2 separate regions of the Homo sapiens genome follow, and region 2 is linked to region 1. The links are chromatin loops, found by intact Hi-C in ENCODE. Cell type or tissue: HCT116. All regions are shown on one strand. Links, peaks and the distances in the headings refer to the core of each region. The heading gives the core; the rest is flanking DNA.

What was found. Hi-C counts contacts between places; a loop is a spot of excess contacts. Peaks named below come from ENCODE experiments on the same cell type or tissue, not always from the same donor. Only the 100,000 strongest peaks of a DNase experiment are listed, where the experiment ranks them.
Region 2: a loop joins it to region 1, with 2.3 times the contacts of the local background. A loop is called at or near these places in 2 of 110 quality-filtered maps.

What each region holds. Positions count from the first base shown.
Region 1 is chr4:68,473,580-68,476,506 of GRCh38, forward strand. TMPRSS11E (transmembrane serine protease 11E) reads left to right here. Exons shown (of 10, transcript NM_014058.4): 6 at 1,144-1,182; 7 at 2,682-2,859. Among named protein-coding and RNA genes, the nearest start is that of TMPRSS11E, 28 kb to the left of the region's middle. In HCT116, for the core only: no CTCF peak of the experiment used is centred there; no DNase peak of the experiment used is centred there.
Region 2 is chr4:68,270,347-68,273,273 of GRCh38, forward strand. No RefSeq gene overlaps it. Among named protein-coding and RNA genes, the nearest start is that of TMPRSS11B, 26 kb to the left of the region's middle. RefSeq lists enhancers at 1,674-2,249, 2,250-2,824. In HCT116, for the core only: a CTCF peak has its summit at 1,617; a DNase peak (open chromatin) is centred at 1,655.

The sequences.
Region 1 (2,927 bases), core at 105-2,604:
AACTTCATTTTCAAAACACAAGTTACAAGATAAAATTATTAAGAATGTCAAGTGAGCAATAGCAGAGCATTGTACCAAGCACAAGGCCATTGTGAGTGTGAGACCCAGTGCAGATGTATAAGTCACACATGAAGCCAGCCTTGTCAGTGCTATCAATACTCAGAGCTTGACATTTTCCTAGGAAGAGCTTGAGATAGAGAACAGGTTATTTGAAACAAAGAGATCAGAGGTGGTCCTTTTAATATTAACTGAGACTAAATTGTAAATTCTTCCTTATTTTTGCCATTTTCCCCACAAGTAGCCAGAATAAATAAAGTCAGAAAGAAGGCCTTCTAGAATATAGATTTCCACTTCATTCATACTATTAAATACTAAAGAAAAAAATTAACACTAATAATATTTTTGCATTTAGAGCATCCATCCTTCCATGTACAAAGAATAGTTTTGGTCATTAGAACTCTGCTGAGTCAGAAAGTTTGAGCTTAGAGTTTTATGTATCTATTAGCTGGGTTAGTGTTTGCATAGGGTTTGAGACTGACTAGTGAGAAGTCAGCAAGCTAAGAAGTCATTGGCTGGAGCTAAATGACAATTTGAGGGCAGACTGTCTTTTGAAATTTGACTTCAAAAAGGGTAACATTGTTTTTAACTGTGAGTGAGTACAAATTTATGGAGATGCTACTCAGGTGTGTTATACAAATGGGACTAGGCTTATGAGCTCAATGATACAATCTGAAATAATGGTTAATAAAGGTATTGTTACATTTGGGGAATTAATACTATGGTTTAGAGTAGTATTTCCCATGGAGGGGCTGTGGACTCTCTGCATCTTATTTACTGGTATAAAATCCAAATTCTTGGGCGTCATTACAAGCTACTGAATTAGAGTTACTGGGAAGGTGAACAGGAGTTTCATTATAAATATGCTTCCTATGTGACTCTTACCCACATTAAAGTTTAACACACCGTTCACATTCTCTGCAATGTGATGATCATCCTATGTCTATGACAAGCTATGTTGCCTTCTTTATAATCTAGAGATACTGTTTTATAATAAAATTAAGCAGCCTTTTAGTATTTGAAATACTCGGAGGCATAGTGTAACTCTGATGTGCTGACCCTATTTGCCATTTCTGTGTGTTTCAGAAATCAACAAGACAGAAACAGACAGCTATCTAAACCATTGTAAGTTTAATATATTTATTAAAATAGCATTACCTGAAGGTAAAAAGCTAACACTATAGGTCATTTAGGTTTACTTTGTGTTGATATCATAGGGACAGAACACATAAAGTTTGATTAATTTGTGTACAGTTCATGGTACTTTATCATATCTTGGAGATACATTTTATTAGTAAAGGATAGCAAAATTGAGATAACTTTGGAGTGGATGTATGGGTGCCTGTGGCAGATGTGTAGTGGAATTGAGTTGTACAGCTGTTAAAGAAGAGGCAAGAAATGTTTACTTATCAATGTTCTGTTTGTAGATATCTATAAGATAAAACAAATCTATACATTGTGTTTTTCAGCTAGAGGCAGAAACTCATTGTCACTATATCCTAGATAAAATCTTCTTGATGTTATTAATCCTACGGATTAATACGAAAGTGCAGGAAATTATCGGGTCATGGAAGAGTCACAGAAAGTGCAGGAAATTATGGGGTATATTTTAATAAAATTACTGAAGACACATAGATAATATCTTCACCTATATTATAAAAGTGCTGAGTCTAGGCCTAGCATTTTTCTTCGCCTATAGCCAAGTATGCCACCATGATTTACAGTATACATTCAATAGTTATGGGGTTGTTGCACATTACATTTCTCTTAAAAGGTGGAAAAATATGTGCTACTCACCAGCTCATATAGTTGGTTAATTTCTAAAATCAACTAAACACAAAACCAAAAGATAATCTCATTACCTAAATAGCATATATTCTCACCACCAATATTTATTGGGAACCTACCATGTGCTAGCACTGTGTTAGACAACAGGCATTCCAAATGGATAAGATATAATATCTCTACCTGAAGCACCTTATACTTTAATGGGACTAGGTGCATGAGACTAATTCATGAACACATCATTCTTAAACAACACTTCTCAACCAAGGGAAATATTGTTGGCCAAGCTATCATGCCCCACTGTGGCATTTTTGTCATGAATATAGGGGGAGGGCTACTGGCATCTATAGTGGATCTACAGTATATAGGCCAAGATCTTATGATGCACAGGGCAGCCCCCTACAACAAAGAATTAAATGGTTCAATATGTTAGTGGTGCCAAGGTTGAGGAACCCTGTCATAAACAATGTCAGTATGTATACATACACATAAGCACACATACAGAGTGTGTTTGTTATACACATAAGCACACACACAGAGTGTATTTGTTACTATTATTATTTTGGAAGCACCAAGAAAGTAATAACTAATCCAGATTGGAGACAGGGGAGTTAGAGAAAGCATCCTAGAGAGGTAACAACTGATTTAGATTTTACAAAATGAACAGGAGTTAGCTAAATAAAACACTACAGTTTACAGAAAGGTAAGAGCATGAGAAAACATTTGATACTTTTGGAGCACAAAGTAGAAGAAATATGGGACATAGTAACACAATTTGATGTGCAAAACAACTGCTAATTAATGCACCCACCAATGCACCCCCCCTCTCTCTTTTGCAGGCTGCGGAACACGAAGAAGTAAAACTCTAGGTCAGAGTCTCAGGATCGTTGGTGGGACAGAAGTAGAAGAGGGTGAATGGCCCTGGCAGGCTAGCCTGCAGTGGGATGGGAGTCATCGCTGTGGAGCAACCTTAATTAATGCCACATGGCTTGTGAGTGCTGCTCACTGTTTTACAACGTAAGTCTTGAAGCTTGAGAATGATTGGGAGTGAACAAAGTGCACTGGGTTTTGGCAAGAAAATACCT
Region 2 (2,927 bases), core at 187-2,686, 200 kb before region 1:
CCAAGCTGTACATGGCTGGAGCAGCTGACATGCAGGGTGCCATGTCCCAAGGCTGCACAGAGCAGGGGGACCCTGAGCCCAGTTCACATGAAACCATTTTTCCTTCCTAGGCCTCCAGGCCTATGATGGAAGGGGCTGCTGTGAAGATCTTTCACATGCCCTGGAGATATTTTCCTCATTGTCTTGGCTCTTAACATTCAACTCCTTGTTACTTATGCAAATGTCTTCAGCCAGCTTGAATTCCTTCCCAGAAAATGGGTTTTTCTTAGCTGCCTCTTGGTCAGGCTGCAAATTTTTCAAACCTTTATGCTCTGCTTCCCTTTTAAACATAAGAAGTTCCAATTTCAAACCATCTCTTTGTGAACTCGCATGACTGAACACTTTCAGAATCAACCAGGCCACATCTTGAATGCTTTGCTGTTTGGAAGTTTCTTCTGCCAGATACCCTAAATCATCTCTCTCAAGTTCAAAGTTCCACAGATCTCCAGGGCAGGGGCAAAATGCCACCTGTCTCTTTGCTAAAAAAAAAGCATGTGTGACCTGTGCTCCAGTTCCCAATAAGTTTGCCATCTCCATCTGAGACCACCTCAGCCTTGGCTTTATTATCCATATCACTATCAACATTTTGGTTAAAACCATTCAACAAGTCTCAAGGAAGTTCCAGACTTTCTCACATCTTCCTGTCTTCTTCTGGCCCCTCCAAACTGTTCCAATCTCTCCCCATTACCCAGTTCCAAAGTTGCTTCCACATTTTCAAATATCTTTATAGCATTACCCCACTCTTGGTACCAATTCTCTGTATTCATCCATTTTCACACTGATATAAAGAACTACCCAAGATAAAGAAAAGAGGTTTAATTGACTCACAGTTCTTTCTGGCTGGTGTGGCCTGAGGAAACTACAATCCTGGTGGAAGGGAAGCAAAACATGTCTTACATGGTGTCAGGAGAGACAGAGCACGCAGGGGAAACCCACTTTTAAACCATGAGATCTTGTGAGAACGCTCTCACAATCATGAGAACAGCATAGGGGAAACTGCCCCCATGATCCAATCACCTCCCACCAGATCTTCCCACATCATGGGATTACAATTAGAGACGAGATTTGGGTAGGGACACAGAGCCTAACTATATCATTCTGCCCCCGTGCCCTCCCAAATCTCATGTCCTTTTCACATTTCAAAACCAATCATGCCTTCCCAGCAGTCCCCCCAATGTCTTAACATATTCCATCATTAACTGAAAAGTCCAAATCCATAAGTAAAGTCATGTGAACTAAAAGTCTACAGTTTTTATTTTTCTGATAAAATATTTTATTTAAACTCATTATTTTTAAACCAATTAATCAATATACTATCATCTTTAGTAAAGGATGCACCTTGAGAAAATATTAGAGGATGTGTTACATTCGTTACAAATTTCTCATTGTTGATTAAAATGTCAGCATTGCTCTCATTATGAAATTTGGGAAAGAAAGGGAACATTTTTTAACCCAAACTAAGTAACTAATAGTCAGTTTTAAAAGCTTAGTTATTTGGATTATTTCATTACTCAAAAACTGGCTCACTGACGATTCAGGACTTTTTGCTCTTACCACTTACATTTTAGTCATTACCCCACATGTCCACTAGATGGTGTGTAAGGACAGAAAAAAATAAATTAAAAAATCAAAGAACTTAGAGGGAGATGACCACAGTGTTTAAGTGAAGAGCTGAGAATTTTCTTTGGATTTTATCCCTAGTAATTCCAGTTACTCTAAAACAAGTGAGAAAGATCCATACTAAAGAAAACCTTTTTAATGTCATCCTGGCCAACATGGTGAAACCCCGTCTCTGCTAAAAACACACAAATTAGCTGTAGTCCTAGCTACTAAGGATGAGGCGGTAGAATCTGAACCCGGGAGGCGGAGGTTTCAGTGAGCCGAGATCGCGACACTGCACTCCAGCCTGGCGACAGAGCGAGACTCCGTCTCAAAAAAAAAAAGAAGAAAGAAAAAAAATTTATTTATGGCATTTGCCTACCAAAATTACTTTTTGAAAAGGTTTTCAAGTCATTGAACATAAATGTCTTTTCGGTCAGAGGCGTGCATAGAAATAGAGATGGGAAGGCAAAAGGAAGCAATACTAGCAACCACTGAAAAAACTCTTGTGGGCAGACAGGGAAGAAAATGTGGGCTGCTGTTTTGACTAGCAGCCATCTACAGAGGAATGTTACTGCTCTTTGAGAAATAGTCCCTCCTAGGTCATGGCTCATTGATGGCTGTGTCTGCCTAAAATGACAGAACTGTAAGGAACAGCTAGCTGTCAGTCATTCTACTCTTTGGAACTACCAGGATTCAGCTTCCACAAAATAGAGGTAGAAACAATGTAGGTGGTATTTGCTTGATATATTTATGCTGCTATGCTTTTGGATCCACATGTCACCTAACAAGAATTTTACTGACCTAATTGAGTTGACTCTGTAATTGATTTTTGCAAAACTCCCCCAAAAAGTAAAACAAACAAACCAAAATGTAGTATTTTATTTTCTTAGTTCTCCTGGGAATTCTAGAAACTTGTTTTTGCAGGAGTGGCATCTCCATATGCCCATACGGAATTTGTTCACCAAAGAAAGTTAAGGTTGACTATTGATATGTATTTGCATAGTACTTTACAAATGAGTGGAGGCGAAAAGGGAAGATACAAACACTTTGGTGCTGTACTAACTGGGTACTAAGGTCACTGAAATTACTCAGCCTCAGGAATCTAAGGAGCTCATTATGAATAACAAAAGAAACTTCTATCACTCAGAAAATTCCAAGGGTTTTAGGAGTTTTGTGCCTGGAACCAGATTGCCAAACATATTTCTTATTCTAACACAGCCATATTAAACTAGAATTTTTCAGTGTATCAGAGATTTATCAACAGAGAACAAAACTGAGCTTACATT